Linked DNA regions of Mus musculus: regions 1 and 3 are each linked to region 2. Evidence: chromatin loops called from intact Hi-C (ENCODE). Cell type or tissue: heart. All regions are shown on one strand. Each heading gives the region's core, and the rest is flanking DNA. Links, peaks and the distances in the headings are about the cores only. Region 1 holds the start of Gm51791. Region 2 has its middle 23 kb from the start of Pofut2. Region 3 overlaps Adarb1 (adenosine deaminase, RNA-specific, B1).

Evidence for each region. Peaks named below come from ENCODE experiments on the same cell type or tissue, not always from the same donor. Only the 100,000 strongest peaks of a DNase experiment are listed, where the experiment ranks them.
Region 1: a loop joins it to region 2, with 2.5 times the contacts of the local background. A loop is called at or near these places in 2 of 42 quality-filtered maps.
Region 3: a loop joins it to region 2, with 2.2 times the contacts of the local background. A loop is called at or near these places in 3 of 42 quality-filtered maps.

The regions. Positions count from the first base shown.
Region 1 is chr10:77,427,971-77,438,789 of GRCm38, forward strand. It overlaps Gm51791, which reads right to left and starts at 4,326. Exons shown (of 1, transcript XM_030245426.1): 1 at 3,767-4,326. The coding sequence starts at 4,326. The coding sequence ends at 3,895. In heart, for the core only: no CTCF peak of the experiment used is centred there; DNase peaks (open chromatin) are centred at 6,641, 6,951 and 7,611; H3K4me3 peaks cover 843 bases; H3K27ac peaks cover 1,808 bases.
Region 2 is chr10:77,276,973-77,287,791 of GRCm38, forward strand. No RefSeq gene overlaps it. Among named protein-coding and RNA genes, the nearest start is that of Pofut2, 23 kb to the left of the region's middle. In heart, for the core only: CTCF peaks have their summits at 5,277 (motif pointing right) and 6,030 (motif pointing right); a DNase peak (open chromatin) is centred at 6,029; H3K27ac peaks cover 659 bases; H3K27me3 peaks cover 346 bases.
Region 3 is chr10:77,335,685-77,346,503 of GRCm38, forward strand. All of the region lies in intron 2 of Adarb1 (adenosine deaminase, RNA-specific, B1), which reads right to left. Among named protein-coding and RNA genes, the nearest start is that of Adarb1, 77 kb to the right of the region's middle. In heart, for the core only: a CTCF peak has its summit at 4,582; a DNase peak (open chromatin) is centred at 7,357; H3K4me3 peaks cover 899 bases; H3K27ac peaks cover 311 bases.

The sequences.
Region 1 (10,819 bases), core at 3,906-8,905, 150 kb after region 2:
GAATATAAAATCTTTGACTATTTCCCAAAATGGAAAAACAGATTTCCTCCCTTGACTGTCTGGTAATATCTCCGTTGCATTTGGTCTGTGCTGACAGGGAGCTCTGTGAAGCCCTCCCTACCTCCCATGTGGCAGCTGCCTGGGTACACCACACAGACGGGGTTCTCAAGCCCTACTTGCCAGTATCCCATAGGTGGATTTGAATAAGGTTATCAGGTGTGCCCATCACTCTGCTAAGCATTCCAAGATAGCACCTCTTTGAGGATCCAGGCCTCTAGTCCCAGCATCTGCCACGTGCTGGGTGGATAGGTGGTGCTGTAAAAGAAGGAGGAGGAGGAAGAGGAGGAGGGAGAGGAGGAGGGAGAGGAGGAGGAAAAGAAAGGAAGAAAGAGAGAGAGAAAGAAGAAGCAGAGGAAGAGGAGGAGGAAGAGGTAGAGGAGGAGGGGGAGGAGGAGGAGGAGGAGGAGGAGAAGGAGAAGAAGAAGAAGAAGAAGAAGAAGAAGAAGAAGAAGAAGAAGAAGAAGAAGAAGAAGAAGAAGAAGAAAGAAGAAAGAAAAGAAGGAAGGAAGAAGGATGAAAGAGGAGGAGGAGAAAGAGGAAGAAGAGGTAGACAGTATAAGGGGGAAGGAGTACCACCCTCCTTGTATAGACTTCAGGGTGTAAGGTAGACACTGGCTGGGAGAGCGGTTGTTGTAATGAAGTTAATAATTAGAACTTCAGCAAGATTCATGTGTGTGGGAGGCAGAGGTGTCCCCACTCAGCCAACATCCCCTTAGGGCAGGAAATGAGGGGGATCCAGGAGTAGGTGGCTCAAATCCCTGCCATGATGCTTAATGACAGACTGCCCAGTAGCATGTCACAGATCTATGAGACAAGGAGGGTTTGAGCTCCGCAAGGAGACCTGTTCCTAGAGAGCAACAGAGCTCAGAGCTGTAGCTGTCTCCCTTCTCACAGTCCATTTACCAGAAAAGCCAGCTTCTCTGTCTGATCCTGTTTCCCAGCAAACTGCAGCTCTGTCCACCCCTCCCACCCCACTATCCCACCGCACCCCACACTTCCCACCCCTGCTGCCAGACCCTCTTCTCACCAGTCACTAATTCAGTTCATTACCATACAATTCACATAAACACAGGCGTCTTAAGTCAGTGGTAGTGCCTCACAGATATAGACTGGAATCAGAACCCCAGTCTAGAGCTAGAGCAGCTGTTACCCTAGAAAACTCCATTCAAGTCAGGCCTCCAGCCAAGGGAAGCCATTCCTGAAATTTCTCACGGCCGCTGGTCTATTCCTGCACTCCCATTTGGTCCCATTGATCTCTTTCTCTTCAGGCCAATACTGCACTGCCTCAAGTCCTCACACACAAATGAAACTGCTAAATCTTCTAGTCCTGTCTGCGTTGTTCCGAGGCCTTCTCATCCAATTAGCCCTTATTCCACTGGACAGTGTCTACAGCGGGTCCTGCTGAAATTTTGATAAGGACAACTGGATCTGGAGCCTTTTCAAGATGATTAGACTTCTTGAAGACTACTGTGCCTTCCACTCCATGATCCTCTTCATGGTTACCATAGAATGTGTGGGGTATATGTGTGTGTGTTGTGTGCATGCATGTGGTGGAATGAGCATGCATGTTCAAGTGTATGGGGGTATGTGTGTATGTGTGTGTGTGTGTGTGTGTATGTGAGTGTGTGGAGGTGTATGTGAGTGTGTATGTGCAGGTGTGGGGGCGTGTGTGTGAAAGTGTGTGGGGATAGGGGTGTATGTGGGGGGCTATATGTATGTGTGGGTGTGTCTATGTGGGTAGGGTATGTTTGTGGGTGTGTGTTTGTGAGTGTGTATGTATGTGTGTGTTAGGGGGCTAATGAAAGATGTCTCCTATGAAATAAAGGAAGTCTCTTCCTACCCTTAATTTCCTAGGAGCTTTTTTTTTCTTCTCATAACCACATACTGAACTCTGTAGCTTGTTTTCTTCGGCCTTGGGAAGGATGCCTGAATGTTTCTACTTTATTAAAAGACTGAATCTAGGTGACTGAGGTTCAAACGTTAAACCAACTTGACATTTCAGGAATAAGCCAACATGGAAATAGCCCAGGAGTCCAGCAAGGATCCTTCTCTTCTTGGCTGCCCACCCAAAGCCTCGCTTCACAGGCTCCTGTGGAGAAGCATGACAGGAACCTGGAGGTCTAAGGACATGGAGACTACAGACCTGTCTAGTGACTGCCCGTGTTCTGTTTCACTGCTATGCCATTATGTAGAAGAAGGGGGCTGTGTGGCTCTCAGTTGTCTCTTCTTCGTCCCTTGTATACAGACACTAACCCCATTGATGGCTCCATCCTCAAGTTCAAATCTCCTCCTAATTCTACTACCTTGAGGCTTAAGATTGTAGCATAGGAATGTTGGAGGAACATGGACATAAATACCACTGCACTCCCAGATGACTTAGATTGCCTTTTTTTTTTTTTTTTTTTTTTTTTTTGCTATTATCTTTGGATTTTACTGCTGTGAACAGACACCATGACCAATGCAACTCTTATAAAGGATAACATTTAATTGGGACTGGCTTACAGGTTCAGAGGTTTAGTTCATTATCATCAAGGCAGTAGCATGGCAGCGTCCAAGTAGACATGGTACAGGAGGAGCTGAGAGTTCTACATCTTCATCTGAAGGCTGGTAGGAGAAGACTGGTTTCCAGGCAGCTAGGAGGAGGGTCTTAAAGCCCATACCCACAGTGGCACACCTACTCCAACAAGGCCACACTCACTCCAGCAAGGCCACACCCACTCAAACAAGACTACACCTTCTAATAGTGCCACTCCCTGGGCCAAGTGCATTCAAACTGTCACAGCTGTTTGGCAGTTTTCAGAGTGTGGTCCAGGACCAACTCCCTGTGTGACACAGAGGGACAATTTGATGGATTCCTTCAGTTTCATAGGAGAAAAGCAAAGGAGAGAAATAAAAGGCCACTGAGCCTCTCACACACATGAATCATGGCCATGAGTCATGGGAGTTACTCTCTGTGTGAGAGCCTCAGAGACAGCCAGGGAGCCATGACAAAGGCTACAGAATGTACCAACCTTTGAAGCTCTGCACATCTTTTAGTTAGCCTGGGGAATCTTATGCACTTGTTGATGCTGTAAATGACACCCTTAAAATTCATTTCTAATTGTTTCTTGATAGCAGAAAAGCAATCAATTTTGCATATTGATCTTACGCTTTTCTGTTTGACTTTCTGCTACTGTTTTTGCGTCTGTCTTGTAAAGTCCATGCTGCTCTCGAATTCTCTGTGGCCGAGGATGATCATGAGCCCTGGACCTTCCGACCTCCATCTCCTAAGTGCTGAGATGAATATCCTGTAGTTTGCTATGGTTATTTTGTGGGTTCTTCTTTCTTCCACCCTTCTCCATCCCTTTTCTCCACCCTTTCAGCCCCTTAACACTAGATAATAGAGAAAAAGGGATAAAGACAAAGGAAAGAGATCCCTGAAAAAAGTCAAGGGTAGGAAAAGAGGCAATGTCATCATTAAACTACTTACTGTTGACGAAAGGTATTGAATTTCTTAAGGCAAATTTGATCTTCACCATCCGCATATCTAATTTCTTATTTTTCTTATTGTTGTTGTTGCCTCTTCTTTGCACACAACTGCTTAGAAAGCCATGACCAACAGCAGCCAACAATCAATCAACCACCCAGCTCTTCTCAGAGCCTTAGCATTTTGGAGGGGCTCGTGGGGAGATTCTCAGAGCTCTAGCATTTTTTAGGGGGGGGGTTGGTGGGGAGAGGCTGCTGTGAGTTTATTTTCTGCTTTGTGCAAGACACAGTTATGGGGTCAGGAAAACTGTGCTGTGAACCAAGAGGGAACTCTCTCCAGCTTCTGTTGGTGTCTGTTGTTCAGCCTTCCTAGTTTACAGGGAGGATTGAGAAGGTGGGCTCTGGCCTAGCACCACTTAAACTTGGGCAGGCTGCTTTTGCCGACAGGTCAGGACTGGGCCCTGGTATTGGTCTGGCCAGGATGGATGACTGGCTGCTTCTACATGGTTTCAGGAGCCAGGCCACAGGCGATTGGGCTTCTGGAGGCCTGGGGAGATTCTGCCGAGTGCTCAGGCGACTCCAACACTGTGGCCATGAATGGGAGGGTGGATTTCCCAAAAAAGAAGCTGGCCTACCAGTGGCCAGGGTCAGCCTTGGGAAGACCTGGGGAGAGTGGAGCACGGTGTCCCCTGGGTACGCGGCACTTCTGCCAGAGTTGTTGCTGGACGAGGAGTCCAGGCATCCTGGATAGTAGTCATGGGTAGCCACAAGTGAGCCACTGGAAGAGATGGCTGCTGTGTTTCAAGGCTCACCAAGGTGCAATGGGTCTTTGGTGTAATGGGGCGCTAGGCAGTGGAGCCCATTTGCAAAGATAACCCACAAAACACCACTACTTTAGGACCCTCGTGCTGAAAAGTCCCCAGAATTCCAAATGTCACACAACTGTCCAAACCACCCTCAGGTGGTAAAATCACGCCCCTACTAGAGCCCGAGGCAAATCATAGTCAGCTGCTGTGGACAATCTGAAGCAGCCCCGTATCCCACACTTGGAATGAAATTGAAAACATATTCTTATAATATTTCCATGTTTTTTAAAGAAACCAAAACTCCTAAACTGTCATTACACAAACCTATGCCACCACACCCAATTTGACCTTCTATATTGGTCTTTGCTACTTTAACTCACCTTTCTGGTCCTGGAGAAACTTCAATGCTTTTTTGGACTATTTAGGCCATAGTGGTCTCGTTTGTGAGCTGAAGTAGACCTGCTTTTCAGGCACCCATGGGACTGCTTGTTGAGGCTCTTACTTCACTGCCCTGGCCAGGACCTGTGCTGCAGGGGCACTGAGCCAGGGACAGAGTTAATGGGAGAGTGGAACAAGAGGTAGGCTGAGATATCCCAGGACATCACACAAGCCACAGCAGTTCAAGACCTGGGCCCCAGGGCTGCAGGAGCGGCCTGCTGCCCACCACCCACCAGGGAAGTGCTCCATTCCAGAACTCTGAGCACCTCATGTTCTGTCTCCTTCTAGGCAATACTGACAAGAGAGAACCTCTTCCTGCTGATGGCTCATATCAACATCTCCTTGTCTCTTTCCTTTACATTTCCCTTCTGCTCTTTGTCCTAGATTTCTATGACTTCCTACCTTGTCCCATACATCACAAATATTTCCTCCTGGTACTTTGTTTTTTATGTTACTTATGGTTTTCTTTTCTTTTTAATATTTGTTTGTTTGTTTGTTTGTTTGAGACGGGGTCTTTCTACATAGCCAAGGCTGTCTTGGAACTCACTATGTAGACCAGGCTAGCCTCAAACTCTCACAGAGATAGGCCTGCCTCTTCCTGCACTATCACCCCAGTGCTAGTATTGAAAAGACTGGCTACTCATATATGGCTTTCTTAGATTTATTTTGTTTTATTTTTATGTGTATGAATGTTTTACCTGCAGGTATACATGTGTGCTATTTGAGGGTCTGGTGCCTACAGAAGCTAGAAGAGGACATCAGATTCCCCGGAACTGGAGTTACAGATGGGAATAAATCACCCTGTGGGTGCTGGCCACCGAACCTGAGTCTTCTGCAAAAGCAACAGGTGCTCTTAACTAGTGAGCCATCACTCCAGCCTGTCACGTTTTAAAAAGCTGTTCAAAGGGGTCTTCTCTCATGTCTGTGGCCCTTTCTTTGAGCCACAGTGAGAGCACCACTTCCTGTGTGCAGGTAAGGCTCCCACTTTCTCCCAACACTTATTCATGTCTCACATCCGATCCCAAGTATGAGGGAAAGAGGTCAGTCTCATCTCCTCACGCATGCTCAGAGTACACCCCCAAGGACTCTTCCCTAGAGATGCACAACATCCTCTTTGTCCTAGGTAGATCCCAGTGCCCTTGGCCTGTTTCTGGATCCCTTCTCTATCCCAAGTCCATCTCTCCCCTCTTGTTCTGACCCAAGGCCAAGGTCATCTCTGGAAGAACTGGTGAGCTGGTACCTTTGCAGACCTTGTCACGGTTTTCTGGCTGTCTCTGAGGATCTCACAGAGTAACCCTCCTGAGTCATGGCAAGATCTATGGATGTGATGTGCAGTGGCCTTTAGCTTCTCTCCATTGCTTCTCTTCTGGAACTGAAGGAGACCTTTGGTCCTGTCCCTCTGTCTCCCTCTGATAGTCGATACTGGGCCACACCCAGCTCTCACCCTTGTGAATGGGTAAAATTCCTAGGCAAGGCCAGGAGTGACGTTTTGGGTTTTTTTGTTTTGTTTTGTTTTTTGTTTTTTTTTTTTTCCCTTGCTGCATTGTCTTGTAGCCTGTGGTATTGTTTGCATGCACAATGAGCATACTTTCCCCTCCTGTGTGGAACAGCCAAGTCACTCCCAAAGCCAGGTTTTTAAAAGCAGGAGCCACATCTCCCATAGATTTCATCGAGGAGGGGAGGGGCAGGCTTCAGTCTGCAAATTACAGCTCGGGTGCTTTAATATGCCCTAAAAATACCTCCCATTTGCATCTCCTGCCAGCCAGTGTTTAGGAGACTGTTTCACTTGAGGATTCCTGGGGCAGCGACAGGGACGGACAGGCTGTTGCTGAGGCTCCTTCCCCGGTTTCCTCTCGTTCTGCTCCAACTCCAGCGCACCTTCCAGGAAGAGAGGAAATCTTCCTGCGAGTGCAGGAAGCGAGATTAATGCTGACAAATGGAGCAGCCTCTGCCCTGCATGTCAGCTCCTGGGTTTTTGTCTTCCTTTTTATAATAAAGAAAGAGTTTCATGATTGTTTTTTTCCCCCCTCATGGCTAATTTGAGATTCCGGTTATTTAAGGAGCCAGAGATGGAAGCCGATGACTCAGCCCCTCCACGGGGAGGGATTTCCTTAAAAGACCTCTCAGTTTGTGGGAGCGTGGACCAGTGTGACTGTTCACAACTTGCTCCTCACGCCTGGAGCTGCCCGCTCAGACACCAGACCACGTGGCAAACAGCTCGCTGGGTCTAAAAATACTGTGCCTGCCCATCACAGCAGCTTCTGTTCACGGAATGGACAGAAGCCACAGCTTGTCTTCGTCTGCTGGAGGGCTCTCTGAGCATCTGGGAGCAGTGGCACTACACCTGGCTGCACAGCCTCTGGACACGCTGCTGAGCCTGACCCTGTCCAAGTCTGTCCCCTCAGCTTGTTACCCACAGCCAGCGGACCCACCCGGTGTGATGTTTCTGTCATAGCTGTCAGATGGGCTCTTTGGTCCTTTGGGAGCTGTGGACCTTGCAGAGACAATGAGTTTTTCTAGCCTGTGCTTTCTGTCCCTGGCCTGTAAGGACTCTGCACACTGCTGGGTGGATCATCTTCTGCATTTGGGAAAGACATTCTTGTGGGTGGTCCAGAGTGGGCCCGAGAATATTGGGATCAGAGAGCAAATTCCCCTGCACAGCCTTCACAGCTGATGATCACCACAGATCTGGCCCCATCGTGCTCCCCTCAGGCTGGCTGGTTACAGGCTGGCCAGTGATGCCAGATAAATAGATGGACTCCAGGACAAAATGTCCAAATGACCTTCCTTTCTGATTTGAGGCCAGTGCAGAAGGAGAAGCCACTAGGCATGATGTTCAGGGCCTAGAGAACCTCGTGGCCTGTTATGTCTCTGCCAGGGCAGCCTTTGCCTCCAGGAGAGAGCCCAATTCAGGAGCAGGAGGTAGGGCTTAAGAAGGAGTCTTTCATCAGGCAGTGGTAGTGCACGCCTTTAATCTCAGCAGGCAGAGGGCAGGGGGCAGAGGGGCAGAGGCAGAAGGGATCTCTGAGTTCAAGGCCAGCCTGGACTACAGAGCAAGTTTCGGGACAGCCAAGGCTACACAAAGAATCTCTGTCTCCGGGGGGTCAGGGGAGGTGCCTCAGACTCTCCTCGATTCTTGGACACGGACACTGTAAGGCCCCAGGATCAGATTCCACTCTGTTGCCCTACTCTAGCTCTGTGTCTGAGGGTGCTGCTGGCGGGTGTATGTGGTCTGTGTGGTTTTTATGTAGACAGTGTCCTTGTTCCCTCACAAGGCTATAAAGCTGGGCACAGAGGCCTTAGGTCGCTCTTACACCCCTCACAATGGTGTGGAGACCCTTACATTGGGCAAACCTACATTCCCTTCCCTGCGTGGCAGCCTGCAAACCCCTTTGGGAGTCCCTTGACTGTCACCATCTCTCAGCAATGTCTGTCCTTCCTTGTCTTGATGCCAGGTCTCAGAAGCTATTGTTGTATATTTTATCTCTTTTGGTTATTTGTGGTCACTCAGAAGACATAAGAATGATCCTTGCTACTTTATCAGAGTTGTCAGTGAAGTCCTTTGGTCATCTCATCTCCATGTTCTCTTATCTCAGAGCAATCTCCTCAGGCCCCAAAGTCTCTGAAGACAGAGGACCCAGGCTGACTAGTTTCCTCTGTGAATGAGAAACTGTCCTCTGACCTAAAGTAGAACTTGGCCTTGATGTGCTCAGCATGGAAATTCAACAGCTCCTGGATAATGGCTTGCCTGGCTCCGCACTGACCCTCACGGGGAAAGCTTCATGCCCTGAGGTCTTAGGTTCCAGTTAAAGTGATGTCTATCTTATTGCAGCCCAGCCCAATCTCCCATCAAAGCATCCCTGATGAGGGAAGAGAGAGATGGATAATCTTCCCAAAGCATATGAATATTTGTTTGTGGGCAAAGGAATAAATGGCCTAATCAGACCCCAGGCGTGGGCCTGTTCCTACATAATTTCAGTCTCCTTGCTGTGGAACTCAATGCTTTGACACTGGACACAACAGAGTTTTGTAGGGCTCTGACCCAATGCCCACTCCTCATGCCTACCTGGCATACTTACTTAGCATCCCTACTTGGCTCCCTGTCCCTGTCAGAAACCAGCACAGGCACACCTTGCCTCCCTGCTACTCCACTACCCTATACTGTAGGGTTGCTGCGTTGGTCATTTTCAGTGAGAGGCAGGTAGAATGTCATCACCTGAGACAGGCTGCCCTGAAGTTACCTCATCTTTGTGGCTGTCAGCTGATCTCCTTTAGAAGCTGCCTGGAGATGAACTCAGCTGACCTAGATGGTCTGCATCTGGTCCCAGTGATAAGTTTCTACCCAGGCCACTCTCTACATTCCCCAGAAAGCTATGAGAGTAGCAGCTAGTCACCAAGCTGGATTTCACCAGGAGTCCACCTCAGCTCCCTCCCATCTTTCAGGATCTAGAACTGCCAGTCAGGACATTTTGTTGGGGGCCCATTTTCTTTGTTGTTTGTTTAGTTATAAAGATTTTAATTTTCTTGAATGTGTTATTGTTGGATTGAACACTGACCAGCATAGAAAAAAATGGTGATAAGTGTCCCCTCTCCCAAGATTTCCTCCATTCTAAGCTCCCAGAGATCTCAGAAACACACGCCAAGCTGCAAGAGAGTCACCTCTCTGTCCCCCAAAGCAAAGAAGAATATGTACACTACTTCTTCACCCTGCATTTACAACTCATAATGCACTCATTCAACAAATGAGCACCAATATGGCTGGCAGAAGACTGTGACCCTGCCTCCAGGGTGGCTGATGGGAATAAAGTCCATCTAGGGAATAAAGTCTGCTCTTGCTCTTGTAGACCATGAGGAAGAAACATAACTGGAAGATGGAGATGGAATGTTCCCTTGAACAGAAGTGGGATCCCACTTCACACCCTGTCAGCAAGTGTGATGGTTTGTATATGTTTGACCCAGAGAGTGGCACTATTTAGGAGGTGTGACCTTGTTGGAGTATATGTGGCTTTGTTGAAGTAGGTATGTCACTATGGGCATGGGCTTTAATACCCTCAGCCTAGCTGCCTGCAAGTCAGTCTTCTACTAGCTGCCTTCAGAACAAGAGGTGAAAATCTTAGCTCTTCCAGCCCCATCCCTGCCTGGACACTGCCATGCATGATGATAATGGACTGAACCTCTGAGCCTGTAAGCCAGCACCAATTAAATGTCTTTTATAAGTTTCCCTGGTCATGGTGTGTGTTTACAGCAGTTAAACACTAACAAAGACAGCAAGAATTCTTTCTCTGACCCTGGGAAGTATGGTCTTTAGCTGGTGGAGCAGACAAGACACACCCTTGGGCTAGTAAGGGTCAAGGCAGGGAGAGGGACTCAGGGCAGGGCTGGTGGTAAGCTCCTAAGGAAAGGAGTTTAGCGTGGGGAGGGGAAGCAGCCATTCACTTTGTATTTGTATGTTTTGGGGGCCAGAAGCCAACCAGACAGGAGGTCTGTGGGCAGCTAGCTGTCTTGCTGGTTGATTTCCATTATTAAGCTTGACATTCAGGGAGCTGCTTAGACATTATCTAGGGTATTTTGGTAGTCAGTAGGCTGAGTGAAATAGCTGTTTTTCAAGGGTATGGGTCTGCCCAGTCAATTGAGTTCTGAGGGCCACCCTGAATGGGAATGTATACTCTGTCTTCTTCAAGACGACAAACCCAGCAATAGCTGACCTCCTGTCAGTTTGTTTTCCCCCCAAGATGGGGGTGAGAGGGAGTTTGCCACATAGCCTGAGCTGGTCCTGAGGCAGAGATCCTCTTGCTTCAGCCTCCATATCCATATGTTTCAGAAGCAAAGGTGTGTATGGGAGTGCTGGTATGTGTGCATATGTGAAGTACCTATGGAGACCAGAAAATGCCATCAGATCCTCTGGAGCTGGAGTTACAAGCAGTTGTGAGCCTCTTGACATGGGGGCTAGGAACTGAACTTGGGTCTTCTGGAAGAACAGAAAATACTCTCCCCACCCATCCCACCCCCCACCCCCCCCCCCCGGCCCTGCTCGCTCTGGCCCCACTTCT
Region 2 (10,819 bases), core at 3,972-8,971:
TCAGCTCTTGTCAGAGAAGGGTCTAAAAAGAAATAGAAGCTAAAAAAGAAAAGTAGCAGCAGAGAGAGAGAGAGAGTCAGACAGACAGACAGACTTATAGACTTATATCTGGTCAAAGTGCTAAGTATGCGTAACTGTGCCTGACACATCTGTTTGAAACTGGCCCCATCCAAGGTGGAGAGAGCATGCATGGCAGAAGAGTGGTCAGAGTGTAAGTGCTCACAGTTGAAGAGCAGATTTCTCGTGACACTGTTGCTGCACAGATAACCACAGCAGCTGTGGCTACAGCACAAGCCCTGCACAAGATCAAGCCAGTCAAAAAGACGACAGGGATGGGGGAGGGGCAGAGGGGCAAAGTTAGCAGTTGACGGTTGTAGAGAAACTCTCTTCTGTGGACGTTTCCCATGCCCCTGTGGCTGGACTCACACCCATGTACATGTGGACAAGACTAACTGGACCCAGGGGGTTATTAATAACAATAGCATCATCAACAACAAATTGGGGACATGGATTTGGGATGGTACTGGGGGTGCATGCTAGGATGGAATCTTCAAGGAATAAATAAAATATTAAAACAAAAAGACTCTCAGTGTAATATCCAAAATGAATTCAAGACCACCCAGTACCTTCCCCCTTCAAAAAAGACTTTCCAAACTGTACTAGCAGGCAAAGTGCAGAGCCAGATAAGGAAGCTGGCTGACTAAACAAATGTAAAAACATAGTTTTAGCAGTCAAAATGATTAAGCCTGAAGCTACCAAAATAATATTAGCTCTTCTCAGAGAAATAACCATAACAAGATTAGCAATTCTCCTGAATTCTGACAAAGACCACAAACCACCCTGACCTTGTTTCGAGAATTCCCCTGACGTTAATAGCTGTGATGTTAATAGCTGATCCATAAGCTCAAAATGTACTACTGCTTTGCTGACCAAATCATAATAACCCACCATAAGGGCAAGCAAAGTGAGTCACTAGGCCAGAGGGTTACTTAGTCACTATACAAACCAACCAATGCCTAAAAGGGTTACTTACTACACCAATGAGAAGCCTGTTGCTCAAGTCTGCCTCTTACAAAGGTATAAAAAGTGTGTTCTTTCTTTGTTCTGGGTCTCTCCTCTGGCCTGCATGCTGAGAGGGGAGTCCCCAACATGTTGGATCAATAAAAATCCTCATGCGGTTTGCAGCAATGGCGGCAATCTCTGTGGTCTTTGTGAGTGAGGGTCTTTTGACGAACTCCAACATCAGCTGGGCAGTGGTGGCACACACCTTCAGTCCCAGGACTAGGGAGGCAGAGGCAGGCAGATCTCTTAAGTTCAAGCCCAGCCTGGACTACAGAGTGAGTTCCAGGTCATCCAGGGCTATACAGAGAGACCCTGTCTCAAAAAAGCAAAAAAGAATCTCACGTGGAAGAAGATCACCATGAAGATGCTTATTACACTGTAAAATTTAGGAACAGATTGCAGGTACGATTATGGAAGGTTCTGGAAAATTCCTGTACTTTTTTTTTTCCAGAGAGACTCATTTTATAGTTCAGGTTAGCCTTGAACCTGTGTTAATCCTCCTGTGCTAGGCTCCTAAGCATTGGAGTTACAAAGCATGCCATACCACAGCCAGCTCTAAGCACTGTACTTCCAACAATGAGGCAGTAGGCAGGATCAGAAAGTATAATAAAAAGACCGAGCTTGGGCTATAAAGCAGTAGCTTCTTAATTTTAAAAGATATTTTATTACTAGTTAATGGGGTGTGTGACATATATATATATGTGTGTGTGTGAGTGTATGTGTGTATGTGTGAAGGTAGTGCCCATAGAGACTAGATGAGGGTATCAGATACCTAGAGGTGGAATTATAGGTTCATGATGTAGGAGCCAGGACTAGGGTCTTCTGCAAGAGCATCTCCATCCCTCCCTTCCTATTCTTAAGACTTGCAGCCATAAGCGTCTTTGTTGAGTAACTCAAACCCTTCTTAAAGGCTTATCCCACCAAATGACCATGGGTCTGGGCAGAACCAAGAAGTCTTCAATAAAGAAGCAGATCCTGAAGAAAGAGGAACAGTGTCTTGGGACCTAAATTAGAAGCACGAGGTATAATGTACATCGGCAGAACAGACCGGACTAAAGAGATTGGAGAGTCTCCATTATTTCCAAAGAGTTCACAGTTTCCTTCTATGCCCGTGTGTGGAGCAGACACAGCATGGGGCCACAAACAGCCAGTACTATTTATCTCTTAGTATCCCAGGGCTTCAAAAGTCTGTACTCCGTCTCACAGAGAGATAGCCTTGACTTGCCTGCTGTCTCCTTGTTGGCCAAACTATAATAAAACCCTTTGTTCTCTTAAAACCCGGAGTCTGAGTACCAGTTTGCACATGTGCCAGGCAGCAGCCTTGCTGGACACCATCATGAGACATATGGAAAGGTATTTGGCTTGAAGAAGAATCACAGAACTATGATTCAATATGAGAGAAGGAGAAAGAAGACTCGGTGAGCTTCATGCCTGTCATCTCAGTAGAGACAGAGGATCTGAATTCAAACTTATCCTAAGCTACATAGCAACTTCAAGACCAGCTGGGGTATGAGATTCTATCGCAATAAACAAACAAACAAAATGACAAGGAGCTTGCAGTTTCATCTGGGAGGTGTGGATGCTCAAACTTGCCTTGATACATGCTATAAGCTTGGCTTATATCAAGGACCTCGCTGCTTTCTGGTGGATGTACTGGGTTTGCCACTGTCCAGGGTTTACGGAGCTGCACACAAACCAAGCAGCTCTGTCCCTGGACTGGCCACCTTTCCCATGAAGTCAGTGGACACTGACGCCCCCCCCTCCCCAAGGCAGGGTCATTTGCAAGATCACCATGCATAAATGTTCGTGGATATTAGGTCCTTCTCCCACAAGAGAACAGAATAGGGCTCAGGGGAGGTGAGGCACCATGTCTCCTTTAAGCAGAACAGAAAGGTGAACTGCTGCCAGCTACATCATTCCTGAAAGCACCTTGGGGAGAAGGCAGCCTGGCTGCTGCGGGCTGGCTTGTTCACCCCATTACCCTCACTGGCCATTAGTGAGGAGAAGTGGGACTTGACTGCACATCCAGGTTTCTGTAAATAATGTGTGTGTTCTCAGCAAGTTCGCCTCCGTGAACCCATGGAGGGTTTGCACCATGCCGCAATCAGCGACTTTCTACCTCAGCACTGAGTTCTGCTGCTGCCGAGGGCTGGATGCTGAAATTCACTTCTGTCTCCTGACAGGGCATCCTAAAAATGCCTGTTCCCAATGCCTGCTCAGGGGTCAGCTGGTGATAGGTAAGTGGTCTGAGAAACTTCAGGGTCTGCCCGACCTTGCGAGTCACATCTGGAGTTCACAGAGCCCTCCACAGAAGGACACACGGACGCCACAGCCTGATGTAACGTTGGATGAGACAGGCTTTTGTAAAGGACTACTCAGAGCACCGGGCATACAGAAGAACACAATATGCTCATCATTGTCTCCACCCCACACCCCTCTCCCCTGAGCCCCCAAGCTCGGCGTTCCCCCCACCCCATGGAATCATCGACAGTCACACACTGAGGTAGCCCTGCCTGCATCATTTAGGAAGACCCATATGAATGTTCACAACAGGGAAGGAGGAAGGTAGACATGTGTGGAAGGCATCTCAGAACCTCCTGTGGAGGCTGAGGTAGAACTTGGGCATCAATGCACAGAGAAAAAAGTGAAGGATTGGTGATACTGGTTTGGGGACAAACCTGGGCCTGGTGCCCTTAGGATACATTTACCATCCAACACAGACCTTAACATGGGCTCCACTGAGTTCTTCCCTGGGAACTCAATCCTCTCCCTGATACTAAAGCTCTACATCCCTGTATAAGCTGGCTTTGTTCTGGGGTGTTGAGGGCTGGGGGTAGAGAATGGTGTGGGCAAGAGTTAGAGAAGATGTAGATAGGGTGGCTCACCCTCATCCAAACCTAACACCTTAACTGTCACCCAAGTGTCCATAGTCTATAACAACACTGACCCCCTGCCCCTAGCAGCAAAGGCCACCTTCCACCCTCATCTGCACAAATCTTGCATACCTCACAGCTCCCTAGCTTGGACATGCTGTGGGCCACCAGGCACTTGGCCTGGGAGGTCAGGTGCCTCTCTTGTCTGACCTGGGTACCTTGGTGCAGCCAGGGAAAGCCCAGATGCTCTTTTAGCCACCTGAGTACCCAAGGGAGATACAACCCTCCATCAGAGGATGTAAGACCCAGAGCACTGTTGAAGAGCCAGAGGTACGTCTGGGTACGTCTGGGGCAATCAACTCTGTGAGGGGCAAACTTGACAGACTCCTCCTCCTCCTCCTCCTCCTTCTCCTCCTCCTCCTCCTCCTCCTCCTCCTCCTCCTCCTCCTCCTCCTCCTCCTCCTCCTCCTCCTTCTTCTTCTTCTTCTCTCTCTCTCTCTCTCTCTCTCTCTCTCTCTCTCTCTCTCTCTCTCAGACTCCGTAGAGAGCCATTTCTCCTTGTAGTCTGTCCGGAGAGGATAGGGAGAAGGGCTAGTTGGTGACAGTTCTACTAAAACCATTGTCATCTAAGGTCCTCTGAGAAGGGACAGTAATGGATTCACTTTGAAGGAGGACCTGTTCTCAGTAGCAAACAAATAGCTTTATAATGAGGCTCTAGGAATTAAGACCACTTCATGAACTATCAAACCAGTAAAAGCATTTACTGAGCTACAAAGTGTGACTCCCAGAACCCACAGTAAGGTGGAAAGGAAAAAACTAACCTAACAAGGTTGTCCTGAGTCCCGCATGGACAGGCTGTGACATGTGTCCAAATACACACAGGCACACACAGATTCATGCACACACACACACACACACACACACACACACACACACACAACACAATTTGAAAATTAGAAAAATGATTTTGTAGAAAAACTTAACAGGGTTTAAGACAAAGGTTTTTAGGCTTTTCATCCTCCAGGCATGTTTTTGGTGTCTGGCTGCAGAGTCTGTCACATAGGATGGTATCCGCTCTATCTGGTATACAGAGTTAATATTTACTTAAAGATTTACAGATAAGACTATGTGCTAAGTGCACGTGCATGCTGAATTCCAAAGAGTTTAAGTATTAAGACATTACTAGAATTTTGAATTTCAAAAAAAATTAATTTTTTTCCATATCCTAAGCTTTAATAGGTAAAAAGAACTAACAGCTAATAGAACTAAAAGTGCTAACAGGAAAGTTTATGATTCCTAGGAAATTTTTTAAAATGTAAGCTTTATTTATTTATTATGTATAGTGCTCTACCTGCATGTATGCCTGCAGGCCAGAAGAGGGCACCAGATCCCGTTACAGATGGTTGTGAGCTACCATGTGGTTGCTGGGAATTGAACTCAGGACCTCTGGAAGAGCAGCCAGTGCTCTTAACCCCTGAGCCATCTCTCCAGCCCAGGGTACTCTATATCAGTCTATGGATTGTGCTTTTGTTATAAGTAAAGCTATAAGCAAAGTTATGAATGTTCTAAACCATTACCTGTTTATAACCATAGAACAAGATATGTATGTTTTAAGCTGATTATACCAAAAAAGATACTTATAGGATTTCCCAAGATCAAAATTTAGTGCACAGGTCTTCTCTGTCTTCATGTGAATGCATGTTTTGCCTGCATGTATGTATGTGCACCATGTATGAGCCTGCTATGTACAGCAGCCAGAAGACGGTGTCGGAGCCCCTGGAACTGGAGTTACAGATGATTGTGAACCACTGTGTACTGGGAACTGGACCTGGGTCCTCTGCAGGAGCTGCAAATGCTCCTGATTATCAGCTGAGTCATCTCTCCACCTCCTCTACACTCAGAGTTGGTAGAGGGGGTATTTTTACACTGCCTTTCCTCCCTAGATGTCACCAAACTGGCCCAGGTCATGCCATCCCATTGCCACAGAGTAAGTAATCAGTAATGCTGTCAGGAAAAGCGCAAGATCTGAACACCCTACCAAAATCAAGAACTAGAGTCCCAAGGATCGTGGAGGTGCTTGTGCATGTTACTATCCCTCCACTAGGTGGCGCTGTTGCTTACCTTTCTGCCTCGATTCCCCTGCTCTTGGTCTTGGTAGGCACAGGAGAGTGGTTCCTTTTCTGAACTCATGTTCCTGGACTCCACATATCAATCAAATAACAGACAACTAGGAGACAGTGTTCCAACGCACTGGGCGAGAAATGGATGGGGGAGATTCTGCTGGGGGTTTAGTGTTTAGAATCTCAACAGGAAATTGTACCTTGGGAATGAATATGGTGACCCCGACCCCTGAAAAAATTTGCCTCTGGGTATGGTAATCTGTCCCCATGGTCTTCTGTGCACATGCACGCTTTCTGGCTTCTGTTTCAACTTTTCTGAAGTTGTAATACTGTTGTAGGCAAGGCAGAAACAAACTGGGAATTTCTTCCCTGAGTTTTGCCAAACTATAGATAAATTCACTCATATATATATGTATATATACACACGCACACACATACACACACATATATATAAATTCACTCATATATATAGTTTCTCTCCCTGTGGCCAGCACAACCAAGCTATATGGTCAGGGGCTTGTGCGCTTCACCTAGTTCTGGAATCCCAAGGACCGTCCTGCTGTTCCCATGGTTTTTGTGTTGCTGGAAATATCATGGTGATGCAGTGTGCAGCCTTTTGAGACCAGCCTGTCACTTGAGGCTCTTCCTCACCTTCTCAGGACTTGAAAGCTTGTGTCTTTCACCACTAATTCATGTCCTTTCGCCTGGATGCATTAACGTATACATCCATTTGTCTACTGAAGGGCTTGTTGGCCCCTTCAGTTTGGGGCAATTATAAATAAAGCTGCTGTTGTTACCAGAATTTACCATTTCTACTGCTTGGCACTCTGCCCAAAGCCAGGGAGACAGTAACATAACTAAGTGAGAGGAAGTAAATTCGAGGCCAATGAAAGGGCAAAGGAAAACATTTTCCCTCTCACATCTCCACCTGAGGGGCACTGCTCAGGTCTCCCCTTCTTCCGTGTGGGTTCCTGAGATCAACTCAGGTCTAAAGTCATCCCAGAACCAAGATCTAAGTTTTCTCCTGTTCCCCCTACCTCAGGAGTTCAGTACTTTTATGGTTTATGTCTAGATTCTGTTTTATATGTGGGTGTCCAGTTGCTTCTGCACCATTTGTTATTTTGTGTTAGCAACCTTTGTTCCTTTGTCAAAGAGCAGCTGAGGACGATCAGTTAGCAACAGGGCTCTGTGTTCTTCCACTGATTGTTTCTCTTTCGCATATGTCACCATGGCCACCTGTACTTGCTTTAACAGGGCCCTCCATCTCTTCTCCTATGCAGTGCCTGCCTCCTGGGATTCTCAGGCATTTCCATTCAGAGTGAGAGGCCCTGGTTGTGAGCACCTGGCAGCAAAGGCACACACAGCCCTGTTCCTCCAGGCAGGCAGGCAGGCAGGCACTCAGCATGTCCCTCAGCTCTGAAAATATTTCTTGCTACTGCTGTTTCTCTCACTGAGACAGGAGGAGACCACCACAAGTCCACACTGGCCCTTTGACCTGTTTTCCAACTAAAAGCAAGCATTGGATAGCTTTGTCATCAAACACCAAGTCAGACTCCAAGGCCAGAATATTCATAGACTAGTCCCTTTCAAGACACCACACGAGTAACAAAGCCAACTGAGAGTCATTACTGCAGAAGGAAAGTAATTAAGCAGGCTTTACCTGCTCATGGCTGACCTCAGCATTTTGGAGGCCACGGGGCTGAGCCATGTATTGTGTGCTTCCTAGTAACTCTAACAGATCCTGACACAGGTTAACAGTTGCTTAGGTACTCTGCAGAACATTGAAGGCTGTGCAGAGAATTGAAGGCTGCTTTTGAGGGGGTGGGGGAAAGCTGTAACTATCTGATAGTGATTAGTATGGAATAAAAGGCATATTGTCTGTCCCCTCTGCTGTCCTAACGCAGGCCAGCCGCTACTCAGTTTTTCACGTAAACTTATCACTGGAGGAGTGTTTTGATGAAGACTAACATGCAATGAGCTTGGCTGGTTGCCTGTAAAAGCGAATGTTTCTTCTACCCTGCCATATACTCCGAAGCTCTAGCACTCACAGTCCCTCTGTCTTATTCTAAGACTCAGACTTGAAGCCGGAGCATTTCTGAAGATAAAGCTCAACAGTCCCCAGGCAAACATGAGGACATACAAGGAAAATATCTTTGGAGACCATGCCCAGGGACAAGTATGAAAACCCCAGTTCACTCCAGGTGATTGGATAACTTCCAGCTGTTCCCTCTGCTGAGTAGAACGGCCAGATGTCATCTTATATCCGTTGGTACCCTCTCCTCCCAATATGAAGCTCCACCTCACTATTATTTTTTTAAGTAAACATTTTTAAAGAATTATTTTTATTTTCTTTATATGAGTGCACTGTAGCTATCTTTAGACACACCAGAATAGGGCATTGGATTCCATTACAGATGGTTGTGAGCCACCATGTGGTTGCTGGGAATTAAACTTAGGACCTCTAGAAGAGTAGTCAGCGCTCTTAACCACTGAGCCATCTCTCCAGCCCCTCCTCATCACTGCCTGTCTTGTTCATATATATGTTGTGGTCTCATCTCTATAGTTCCCATGTCACAAGGTCCCATGGGTGTGCTATCAACTCTTCTTCAGTCCAGACCTCACTCAGCCATGAGTACGAGTTCAACCCTGACCCCAGATAACTACATAAGAGTTAGCTGCTTGGTTTTTACTCTGTCTTGTAGAGGTCTCACTGAGAGAGGGGAGGAAAGCTTTCAGCTAAGTCCCTTGATTCTTTGACTGAAGCCCTTCCATTGTTGAGCTTCCCTCAGAAGCAGACATGGTATTGGGCCCTTTTCACCAGACTGTCTCAATGTGCTGTCCTGTGGCTTCAAGAGTGTCTTAGGTTTTACTGCTGTGAACAGTCACCATGACCAAGGCAACTCTTTTTTTTTTTTTTTTTTTTTTGAGACAGGGTTTCTCTGTGTAGCCTGGGATGTCCTGGAACGCACTCTGTAGACCAGGCTGGCCTCGATCTCAGCGATCCACCTGTCTCTGCCTCCCAAGTGCTGAGATTAAAGGCATGTGCCATTACTGCCCAGCAACCAAGGCAACTCTTAATAAGGACAACATTTAATTGGAACTGGCCTACAGGCTCTGAGGTTCAGTCCATTATCATCAGGGCAGGAGTGAGGCAGCGTCCAGGCAGGCATGGGGCTGGAAGAGCTGAGAGTTCCACCTCCTGCTCTGAAGGCAGCTAGGAGAAGACTGGTTTCCAGACAGCTAGGAAGAGGTGTTTTTTTTGTTTTTTTTTTTTTTTGTTTGTTTGTTTTTTTTTTGTTTTTTTTTTTTTTTCGAGACAGGGTTTCTCCGTATAGTCCTGGCTGTCCTGGAACTCACTCTGTAGACCAGGCTGGCCTCGAATTCAGAAATATGCCTGCCTCTGCCTCCCAAGTGCTGGGATTAAAGGCATGTGCCACCACGCCCAGCCAGGAAGAGGATCTTAAAGTCCATGCCCATAGTGACACACTTCCTCCAACAAGGTCACACCTCCAAATAGTGTCCCCCCTGCCCCTGGGGCCAGGCATATTCAAACCACCACAAAGAGCCTCATTATCTTCCTATAATGTGTCCTGTGCTACAGCTACACTCCTGGGCAAAGGCCTGGTACAGGCTTCCAGGCCATTTGGATGGCTAGGTGAGAGAGCCTGCTATGGGGCTGGTAGCACACTGTGGTCTCTCATGGTTGTCACCAGATAGTAAGCACAAAGCTGAAACAACAAATAACTAACAACAACATCAAAACAGCACAATTCTAATATGGAACTTGGGTCACCCATAGCTGGGTCTCCATCCTTGTTGGGTCTCCATCCTTGTTGGTAGACATCAGCTATGTCCACAGCTTCAGCATAAGCAGACAGACGGGTAGTTATAGAGATTTCCTTCCCTTCCATTCACAGGGGGCAGGTGATGGGAGCTGATCCAAGTGTGCAGCACAGCTTCAAACAGGCTGCACATCTGAGAGGACGAGGGGCTAAGTGACAGGGTTGACAGCACCCTGCCTGGCAGGTGACAATACTCAGCTGACAGCTAAATACCAGGAAGTCTGACATATGCCAAGAAAAGACTGCTCTCAACTATATCCTTTTCATGATGTTCTGAAAAAAATAAATTACTGCGCAGGTCCTAATTACTTAGTATGAGTCGATGTTTATAGGGAAAGTTCTAGAATGCACAACGAAAGGCAGATCCATGTCTGGAGCAGATTCCGTATCTCTCTGGGGCACCCAGGCATCCGCATTAAGCTGATTAATTCAGGGTGAAAGAGAAAACACAGGTCCTCCTCTGACTTCTCTTAAAACTATCCCATCTCCACATAAGCCCTCATCCACATTCTTATGCAACGGCTCGGTTCTGTTCTGATGAGGGGAAGATCCATGTCCTGGAGTTTAAGGAGACTGAAGTGGAGGGGCAGGATGTACTCACAGCAGAGTACATGGCCTTAAAAGGTTCTGGGCCGCAGCTCAGCAGACGCTCACCGATGGCCTTCTGGTTTAGGGAGCACTCTGGGGGGTCTTCAGAGCAGTAGTATCTGCTGGAAATCTACCTGTGGGGTGACCAGTTTGCCAACAGAGTGGCTACTAATCCTATCTCCCCCACCCACACTGGGGAGGTCCTGCGCCGGCTCAGAAGGAACTTACAGCAGGGACTCTGATGTTGCTCATCATCTCTTAGCCCTTACATTTCTCCTTGAGAATCTACATTTGCAGCTACTCCGAATCCTCCCAGCCCTACTTGGCTCCAGTT
Region 3 (10,819 bases), core at 2,483-7,482, 57 kb after region 2:
CCCATGAAGAGCTCAGAGCTTTTGGTCTCTGCCTGCAGTATACACCCCGGTACTTCTCAGGGTACACAGAGGTGGGTATGTAATCAGGGTGCCCCATTCCTGATCACATTTGTGCTCACTGGACCGAGTGCCTTGCCTTGAGAGACCACATCAGCCACATTAGCTTCCCTTGTGCCAAGTCTATACTTGTCAGTGTATGGCTGCAAACTGAGGTCCTGAACCTGGAAAGGCTTATCAGTGGAAAGGATCAAAGGGAAAGGCAGAGTTTGACACAGTCAAGACTAAACAGTATGCTGCTGGTACTTTCCCTTTATCTTTGCTGAAGGACGTGAATTCTCTGCTGTTGGGGCCCCTCTCTAGCAATAAGAGCCGGGGTATACAGGGTGGTGGCTGGTAGGGGCGCTGGAGTCTGCAGGCCCTCTGACCTGGCTTGGGCAGTAGCATGCCTTCCTTATGGAGAGAATGTACATAGGGTGGGGGTAGGGGGGTGGGGTTGTTGCAGGCCACACTGAGTGGGTCCTTGTGATTTAGTGCCCATATGGCCTGCATACAGTGAGTGCTCCTGTCGATTTAAATATATTTTAGCGAGAAGCCAGGCCAGCACAGAGCCTTCAGTCATGCTTCTTCACACCCGAGGCCTGTGACTATTCTTGGTGGGTTAGGAAACTGATGGTGATAGAACCCTGGACAGCGCTGACCACAGCCAGCAGACACAGGCTGGCTGTACCTTCCACATGACCTGAAGATCCCTGAGCTCTGGCTATCTATCTCAGGAAAATTAAAACAATCCCTAAACAAATACATTCATGCCACAGCTTGAATAACTTGTTTTCAGTTATCTTCCAGATACACATGTAAATGGAGCTTAAATTTAAGAACGTAATGACCCAGAATGAGGTAATAAGCCCAAGTTCCACCTATGAAGTAGTTGGAAAAAACCAAATCCAGATCATTCTCTTCACGGAAGAACATTTACCATAACCAAATGATGAAACAGAATATAAAATACTTTGTATGTAATTTAAAACCTCGTAATAAGCTAAAGCCATATTCAGAAAAAAATTAACAAGTATGAATATTAGACACATAAAAATCTATAATATTCTGCTTATATTTAATTAGCCCTCCTTCCCATGGGACAACTAAAGAGAGCAAAGCCACTGAAAATGTTTCTAAAACTGTATTTTTAATACCAGCATTTACACTGGGAGTTGGCATCACTGAGATTTATTCTGGATCCAATTTCTGTAACATTTCGAGTGTGACTCAGTATTTCAGCTACTAACCTGGAATGTGCTGCTACCATGGATGCTCCCTCTCTGAGAGGAGCTCCTGACCTGCCATCCAGGTCCTCACTTGTGCCGTGAAGCCGTCAGCACAAATGTAATGAGACATACACTGTATCAGTCACAGCACGTTCTAGAAAATCTGAGCTATCTATCCACAAGTGCGGCTCTTCCGTGTGTGTGTGTGTGTGTGTGTGTGTGTGTGTGTGTGTGTGGTCAGTGACAACTTTCTACGCTTGAGGATCACTCATAGCTGACATCACAGATTAAGTGTCTTCCACTCTCTCAGAGTCTAAGGAATTGTCCTACCTGCATAAACAACATAGCAGCCACACATTACAGAAGCCACCTCCCTGGTCATATGGGATGAGATTTCATATGGTCCATTCTAGAGCAAACCATGAGCCTGACAGTCAAGAGCACCATTCTTACTGCTGAAATCCTGTGTCTACCCCTGTGCTGTGAATGTCCAAATCTCTGATGCCAATAGAAGTTCCTTGTGGGCACTTGTTAGGTAGCGGGGCAGATATACAGATGGTTAGTGCCACTCTATCTATCCTATATCCTAACCCTTATTCTTCATCTCTCAAAAAGATCCCCTCTGTCCAGACTCGAGCTGAGACTAAGGGGAAGACTTCACGATAGCAGCTCGGGATCACACTGAGCAGAGAAGGTTGCTCTGAGTCTCAGGGTTACTTTCCATCAGTACTCAGAGTTTGAGCCTCTGCTGAGCTAGAGCCTTATCTACAACGTGCCCAACCCCACTCATTTATTGACCCTGGAAACCAGGCAGAGGAGGCTGGCCTCAGATCAAAGCTCCTGACAACGGCCTTTTAATATGAGCAGAAGAACTGGGAACAGTCTAAAGATGCTCTCACATTTGGGACAAACAAAAGACTCAGAAAAAGGGACAGGACACAGACATGGGACCTTATACATACAATGTGATGGTGATCATGGGGAATACAGCAAAGGAGTATCTCTGAATTTCAGCTCACCCCACCTGTCACCTGCACGGTGGCTGGCAACTGACCCCTGATCAGACTCTAATGTGCCTCACAGTCTGACCATGCTAAAGGCCTCTCTCAGGCCTTGACCAGAAGCATTTGCCTGGTCAGCACCAGGACTAAACAGCCTTCCTTCCCATAGGACTTTCTGCTGTGTTGGTGGCTCCTCCCGAGCTGCACACGAGCCAATCAATGTTCGTCCTGGGGGGGGGGGGGAGCAGAGCAGCCACACAGGAAATGAAGGAGTGAGGGAGAAAAATCATTGAAAATGTATTGTTGTCACAGTTCAACAGGCAGCTTGTCACTACAGTTTCACTACAGAACTAAAATTTTAAAAGCATGCATTTCCCCAGTCTTAGACAAAACACAATTCATGACACATGATCTTAAAGTATTTCAAAAGCACACACTTCCAATCTTAAATAACTTTGGTGTAACTACATGTCCAGTCTTCACAGCCTCTACTGTTTTGAAGGCATTTCTATTAGCTTCAGAGACATATTATAAACCACCAAGAGCAGGTACCACTACACAAGGTCACACTGCTCAGTAACTGACAATAAGCTTATTTAGAAGTCCGGCCAGGAACAAGGTCCCATCTTATAGAGGCCTAGCTGCAACGGTGTGATACTCTATACTTTAGGATGCTGGTCCAAAGAAGGCAGGCTTGCAACAGAGCTTTTCCTGCAGTGGACACAGTTCCAGTGTACTCGAGGAAGCTCCCCTGAGCTGGGACTGCAGGGAGTCCAAAGCCATGTGCCCAGCATTAGGTTTGGATGCCCCATCACTCTCCCAGCTAAGTGGCTTGTGCCGAGGGTCTGCAGAACAAGTGGCATTTCTAAACTGGGCTAATGGATCAGCACTCCCTGTAGTTTTACTTCTGTGCTCTTGACTGGCATTGAAGATATGAAGTCCAGCAGGACTGGACTCTTCTAAGATACTCTTCTAAGAGCAAGTGGGTATTAAATTGGCTTTTTTGAGCTTCTCTTTGTTCTATCTATACAGTAGTAAAAACAGCACATGCACTTTGCCCACAAGGATGTAGGGACCGTGATGTCCTTCTAATGTACCCCTGACATTCTGTTAAGCACTCCAGTTTTACCCTGAACAAACTACAAAGACTGCTGGCTCTAAAATCAATTTCTTCTTCATCCTTAAAAAACAAAACAAAACTATAGCTCATTTTATTTCCTGAGGCATTACCATTGCTGGCTACAGAGCTCATGTCCTAATCCTATGGGGCGGTAGCACTGAGGCAGTGTCTAGGAAGGTGGAGGCAGGGCAGTGAGCTGCTCAGCATAGCTACTGTTCCCAGCTAGCAGCAGTTGCTCACTGGGATACTTTTAAAATATTACCAGTTATATGGAGACAGTAACTGTTGGTAGCTTATATGCACTATTTTCCCTCTACAAGCTAACGGTTTGCAGTTTTTATAGTAGTGGATACTGTTTGTGCCCTTGAAGGCACATGATGCTTTTACTACTATAAAAACTTTTGAATCTTGTTTAAAAACAAACAAAAAACCATATGGATTTTAAAGTCTTAAAACACAGAGTGGAATTAAGTACTGAAATAAGCCGGGTACTGACTGTGAAGGACTTATCCCTGCTTCTGCAGAGGGAAAGTATTTCCACGGTAACAGCTATGGTCTTGCCCTCTCAGTATACTAAACAAATTTAGGACAAAAGAGGCATGGCTGAAGAACGAACAGCGGCAAGAGCGATCCTTACGAATCACCTCTCTAAACAGAGAAGCCTTGTAATGCTCACGCTTCAAACTTCCACAGCTTCACAAACACCCCTCCAAAAGCACCCTGTAGACAGAAGCTAAAAGGACCTCCGCTCACACTTACAAACGCATCTTCAAAGCTTCCTTTGTCGGCGTGCCCTATCAAATTCCATAAAGTATCAGCAAGAGAGAGGCATTCAAATCAACAGTGAAACAGAGAAGTGGCCGGCCAGCAAGGCTGAGCCGCAGGCAGCCCACCCCAGAAGACACTGTGGTGTGGCTCGCAAACTCCACCTACGTGCCCGAGTAATTACCTTTCCTTTCAGAGCGCTTCTTGCGCCTCCTTTTATACCGACGCCCCACGAAGCTGAAGAAGGCACCCACGGTCAAAGTTCCCAAGCCTAGAGATGCCATGTGGACCGATGAGTGGCTGACAGCCCCTGCTAGTCCCAAGCTCATTCCGCGTCCCTTGGTCACTCAGCAATAACACGGAGGATTATTTCAATGTGCAAAGCCGAGGCTGAGGCGACAGCCACCCCTGCCGGCAGGATTCAAGGGACTGACTGCTCCTCCATCTCAGGCTCATTCATCAAGCCTCAGAATTAGGCAGAATTGGGTTGAATGGGACCCAAACACACAATGATTTCCTCCCAGAAAGTGACATGTGATAGTTAACCCTCAAAGCACAGGGTGGGGAAAGAGAGAAGCGCAGCGCCTGCAAACCTTTCTAGGAAAACAGTCTCCTATGACAAAAATCAAAGTCCCCTCTCAACAAAAACTCCTACATTGGGAATAGAAGCACTAGTGAAAGAGTAGTTTGTGGAATAAGAGCTGGAGGAAAAAACAAAAAACAAAAATGTAGTAGAACTGTCAGGAGAGCTAACAACATGGAGGATGTCAGTAGAGAAAACACCACGCGTGTCTGTTCGCTCCTGGTACTATGCATGGTACAAAAGAAGCCTTCACCCACAGTGCTCAGCATCCGTTCACAACTGGTCACTCTCAAGGTCCATGAGTTAGTGTAACGCTGGCAGCCACATGGGAACCGTCTGAATTTGAATGTGCGTGACATGCTCCACGCAAGCCATACCTTCTACTCCACACTGGCAACTAGGTGAACATTGGATAACAAGAGTCACCAGCAGCTTTTACCTTTGCAGAACTGTTAATATGACCTAACAAACATAAACTATTTAAGTAATTCTGACACGTTGACAGTTAATTTTTATAACCTTTGACAATTAAAAAAATTTTTTTAAATGTGGAAAAATCTTACTTTGCTTAAACATACAGCACTCTGGAGAAATATGTATAAATTTTGTATACCTTCAATTACCTATTTTATTTTTTAATCCTTTAGATCAAAACCCTGCATACTTCTGTAAAGGGTCAGACAGGCAGTAAGGCTATGTGTCTCTGCTGCACTTTTCTGTCTTGTTTTTATCTTTAAAAACTCTCTTAAAATAGATAAAAATATGCTATGGCCTAGCTGCCAACGCTCCTTTAGGTACTGCTACCAACGAAAACATCACATCTTGATCCACTATTCGTTCCAACATGAGTAAGCTTTCCACAGAATGCCCAGACATGTGGCTGCAACTGATTCAGGCGTCTTTTCTAGTTTGCCAACTTTCAGTCATAAAAGCCCATCTTTCCACATGGTCTTTCCATTTTTGAATGCACACTTGTCAGTGAGCAGAACCACTGTGTCTGTAGTACTTTGGTTCAAGTACTTTAAAACTCTAAGCAGGGTTTGTTGACCTCAGGTCCTCTTATCTCAAGCCTCCACCCTGCTACAACAGGTCCACGCTATGGAGGGGTGCTGCAGACAGCAGACCATGGAGGCAGCAGCTGTCCTGGAGACGTCCCCTGCTGCTGGAGAATGACAATGGCTCATGTACACATGTGGTGAAGTCTCAGCTTATGCATGATGCAAGCTCTGAACATACCAGGCAGGAGTGCCCCCCTCGGAAGACACTTCCAAGACGGGGGGACACTGAAAGTATCTGTTAAGAAACCCAGGAACCAAGAGCCCTTTGGAAAGATGAGGCTGAACCTGTGGCAGCCTGTTGTATGAGCTAGTATCTTGGGTGGCAAGCAGGGCATGATTTGAAAAGGCTCTTTTCAGCTGAAGCAATGTTTAGAACTTATCCTGAAAGCCATGCAGAATCCACTTTTATAGCCTACAGTAGAACAGCAGGCAGGTGGGATGTGAAGAGACAGGGCTGGTGGCCATCATAGCTGTAAAGTCAGGCAGAGGAATGGTGGAAGACTGGAAGAGAAGACAGGATGCAGGCTCTTGGGCCAGGCCTGAGGTGGGCAGCAGGATGAGGAAAGCATATATCCCCAGGGAAGGTCAGACACCAGAGGACCCAGAGCTCCACTTCTGAGAGGGAGCTGTTGTAATCAGCTGATGCAGGCAGAAGCCAGCCCTGTTCCTACTCCCTGGATTGCTAGGAACCAGAACAACAGGGCTTAGCACGGCTCTCCTAAGCCCAGGTAGGAAGATGGTGGCCACCTTGTCACACTTCCCTCTCCTGATTAGGTCCTGCACATACCACCTTAGCACCTTTCAGTGTTACCAAAAGGAGAACCCAGCCTGGAACCCACTCACCTGGTCTCTGGCTTTAGCATGGCCTCTTCCCACCCATGAAGCTCCCATCTTCCGGGACTCTACCCCATCATTCTAGGGCTACTGTATCTTCTGAGAATTGAGCCAACATACCAGCCCCCCATATTAGAATCTATGGATGCTCAGACCCCTGCATTAAGTGGCACAGTTATCTGGATGACCTGTGCACACCTCTTCCTGCAGACTTTAAATCACAAGTACTCTTCATACCCAGTAGAACACAAGTGTTGTATGAATACTATACTATATGCATACATTTCTCAACATTATAGCATTTAGAAGTGACAAGGAAAAGCCCGTACATGCTTAGCCCAGATATGATTTCCCCCCAAATTTTCAATCCATGACTGGAAGTAGATGCTCCACAGATCCGGATGAGGGTTAGAGTAGGCAAGAGCAGTCAGAGGCCAGCCCAATACATACAAGCAATTATTCAGCCGTAATGCCTTTTACACTGTTATGCTCCCTGAGGCTGTGGGGGGCCTTGGGCACTTGGGAACAGAGGACAGTCCTTGGGGTACAAACAGTACCCCTAAGGACAGACTGGGGAAGCACCTTTAAGGTTTTCTTGTGTCTGGGAAGCAACAGAACCCTTTCACAGAAATAGTTTTGGTAGCAACACTGGCATGTCTCCAGTGTTAGTTTGAGAGGGTTGTGTGTCAAGCTGCCACCTCACTAGGCCTCCTGCCAGGCAGTCAGCATGGGTGGGAGGGACTGCCAAGAAGACAGTTAACAGAGCCTCCTAGAGGAAGCATAAAGGGGTTGGGTGACAGTCTCATAGGCCTGAACACCAGCGACAGGGTGATCTTGACCTCTCCCACAGCTCTAATGAGCCTGTGGAAGGAAGGCTGTGGAGACTGCCCGTCACTGTTCAGGGGTGCCTGAGCTGCGCTGGGGGATTCCTTTTCTGCTGTGTCTGTGTTTTGACTGTGTCCCCAGGATGTTGGCCTTGGGAGCAGATGACTTGTTTTGAATAATATCTGGTCACGACATCTCCAACCTAGGTGTCAGGTTTTATTGTTTGTTGTCACAGGTCACTGTGGACAAAAATCCAGGCTGTGATCATGTGCCCATGCTTGGCTATCCACTGACTCCAACACTGTGGTATCCCACTGTGAAGATCAGGTGTACGAGGTATGGCTGCCATCATGGAGTCAAAGGCAAATACAGGAATGAGCACCAAACCACAGAGAAGACAATTGTTTAAAAGGAAAGTGAGTGACTCTCGGTCAGTGTAAAAAGAAACTGGGAAGGCTCCTTGGTCCCCTCAGTTTCATGGAGCCACTTAGGCCACATGTTACACCGTACTTAGGCCACAGTGAGTGAACTGGTGCAGCGTGCACTTGTCTTCTCAGGTTGACGGTCCCTCTCCCTGGCCCATGGTCGGTGTACCTTTGTCTTCTACAGAGTCTGCGTGGCTTTTGACTCCAGCGGTTTAATAAGACACAGGGCATGAGAGCTATGGGAAACTCGGGTACATGGCCAGGAAGTGCAGGTGTCACCACTGTGATTTATATTGAGGCAAGCCCAGTCTACAGAGCAGAATATACGCCCCAACTCTGCGTGTTCCACTTTCTTCGTTTCTTGCCTTCCAATTTCTTCTGTTAGTTAAGAGAAATATCAGGGGGCTGGTGAGATGGCTCAGTGGGTAAGAGCACCCGACTGCTCTTCCGAAGGTCAAGTTCAAATCCCAGCAAAAAAGGAGTTCAAATCCCAGCAACCACATGGTGGCTCACAACCATCCGTAACAAAATCTGACTCCCTCTTCTGGAGTGTCTGAAGACAGCAACAGTGTACTTACATATAATAAATAAATTAATTATTAAAAAAAAAAAAAAAAAAAAAAAAAAAAAGAGAAATATCAAAACAGAAGCCCGATCCATGAAAATTGAAAAACTGCTGCAGAATGCAGTTATCTGGTAAGCCAGAAGTAGCTTCCCTGATAATCGGTGGGTTAATTTTAAAAGTACTTCAAACCAGGTGTGCTAGCGCAGGCCTTTAATCCCAGTGCTAAGGAGGCAGAGGCAGGCAGATCTCCTAGTTTGAGGCCAACCTAGTCTGCAGAGAGAGTGAGTTCCAGGACAGCTAGGGCTATTGAGAAGCCCTGTTTTGAAAAACAAACAAAATGAATAAATAATCTACATCTTAAATAAAAAAAAAACCCTACTTCAAAGTGTTTCCCAACTGTAAGAGTGATTCCTTCCATGGGTGCCTTGCTCCCAATTCTAAGAAGAGGCAAAGTATCCACACCTTGGTCTTCTTTCTTCCCGAGCTTCATGTATTTCACAAATTGTATCTTATATCTTGGATATTCTACGTTTCTGGGCTAATATCCACTTATCAGTTAGTACATATCATGTGAGTTCTTTTGTGATTGAGTTACCTCACTCAGGATGATGCCCTCCAGGTCCATCCATTTGCCTAGGAATTTCATAAATTCATTCTTTTTAATAGCTGAGTAGTACTCCATTGTGTAAATGTACCACATTTTCTGTATCCATTCCTCTGTTGAAGGGCATCTGGGTTCTTTTCAGCTTCTGGCTATTATAAATAAGGCTGCTATGAACATAGTGGAGCATGTGTCCTTCTTACCGGTTGGAACATTTTCTGGATATATGCCCAGGAGAGGTATTGTGGGATCCTCCAGTAGTACTATGTCCACTTTTTTGAGGAACCGCCAGACTGATTTCCAGAGTGGTTGTACAAGCCTGCAATCCCACCAACAATGGAGGAGTGTTCCTCTTTCTCCACATCCTTGCCAGCATCTGCTGTCACCTGAATTTTTGATCTTAGCCATTCTGACTGGTGTGAGGTGGAATCTTAGGGTTGTTTGTATTTGCATTTCCCTGATGATTAAGGATACTGAACATTTTTTCAGGTGCTTCTCAGCTATTCGGTATTCCTCAGGTGAGAATTCTTTGTTTAGCTCTGAGCCCCATTTTTTAATGGGGTTATTTGATTTTCTGGAGTTCTTTATATATATTGGATATTAGTCCCCTATCTGATTTAGGATAGGTAAAGATCCTTTCCCAATCTGTTGGTGGTCTTTTTGTCTTATTGACAGTGTCTTTTGCCTTACAGAAGCTTTGCAATTTTATGAGGTCCCATTTGTCAATTCTTGATCTTACAGCACAAGCCATTGCTGTTCTATTCAGGAATTTTTCCCCTGTGCCCATATCTTCGAGGCTTTTCCCCACTTTCTCCTCTATATGTTTCAGTGTCTCTGGTTTTATGTGGAGTTCCTTTATCCACTTAGATTTGACCTTAGTACAAGGAGATAGGAATGGATTAATTCGCATTCTTCTGCATGATAACCGCCAGTTGTGCCAGCACCATTTGTTGAAAATGCTGTCTTTCTTCCACTGGATGATTTTAGCTCCCTTGTTAAAGATCAAGTGACCATAGGTGTGTGGGTTCATTTCTGGGTCTTCAATTCTATTCCATTGGTCTACTTGTCTGTCGCTATACCAGTACCATGCAGTTTTTATCACATATGCTCTGTAGTATAGCTTTAGGTCAGGCAAGGTGATTCCACCAGAGTCTCTTTTATCCTTGAGAAGAGTTTTTGCTATCCTAGGTTTTTTGTTATTCCAGATGTATTTGGAGATTGCCCTTTCCAATTCATTGAAGAATTGAGTTGGAATTTTGATGGGGATTGCATTGAATCTGTAGATTGCTTTTGGCAAGATAGCCATTTTTACAATGTTGATTCTGCCAATCCATGAGCATGGGAGATCTTTCCATCTTCTGAGATCTTCTTTAATTTCTTTCTTTAGAGACTTGAAGTTCTTATCATACAGATCTTTCACTTCCTTAGTTAGAGTCACGCCAAGGTATTTTATATTATTTGTGACTATTGTAAGGGTGTTGTTTCCCTAATTTCGTTCTCAGCCTGTTTATCCTTTGTGTAGAGAAAGGCCATTGACTTGTTTGAGTTAATTTTATATCCAGATATTTCACCGAAGCTGTTTATCAGGTTTAGGAGTTCTCTGGTGGAATTTTTAGGGTCACTTATATATACTATCATATCATCTGCAAAACGTGATATTTTGACTTCTTCTTTTCCAATTTGTATCCCCTTGATCTCCTTTTGTTGTTGAATTGCTCTGGCTAGGACTTCAAGTACAATGTTGAATAGGTAGGGAGAAAGTGGGCAGCCTTGTCAG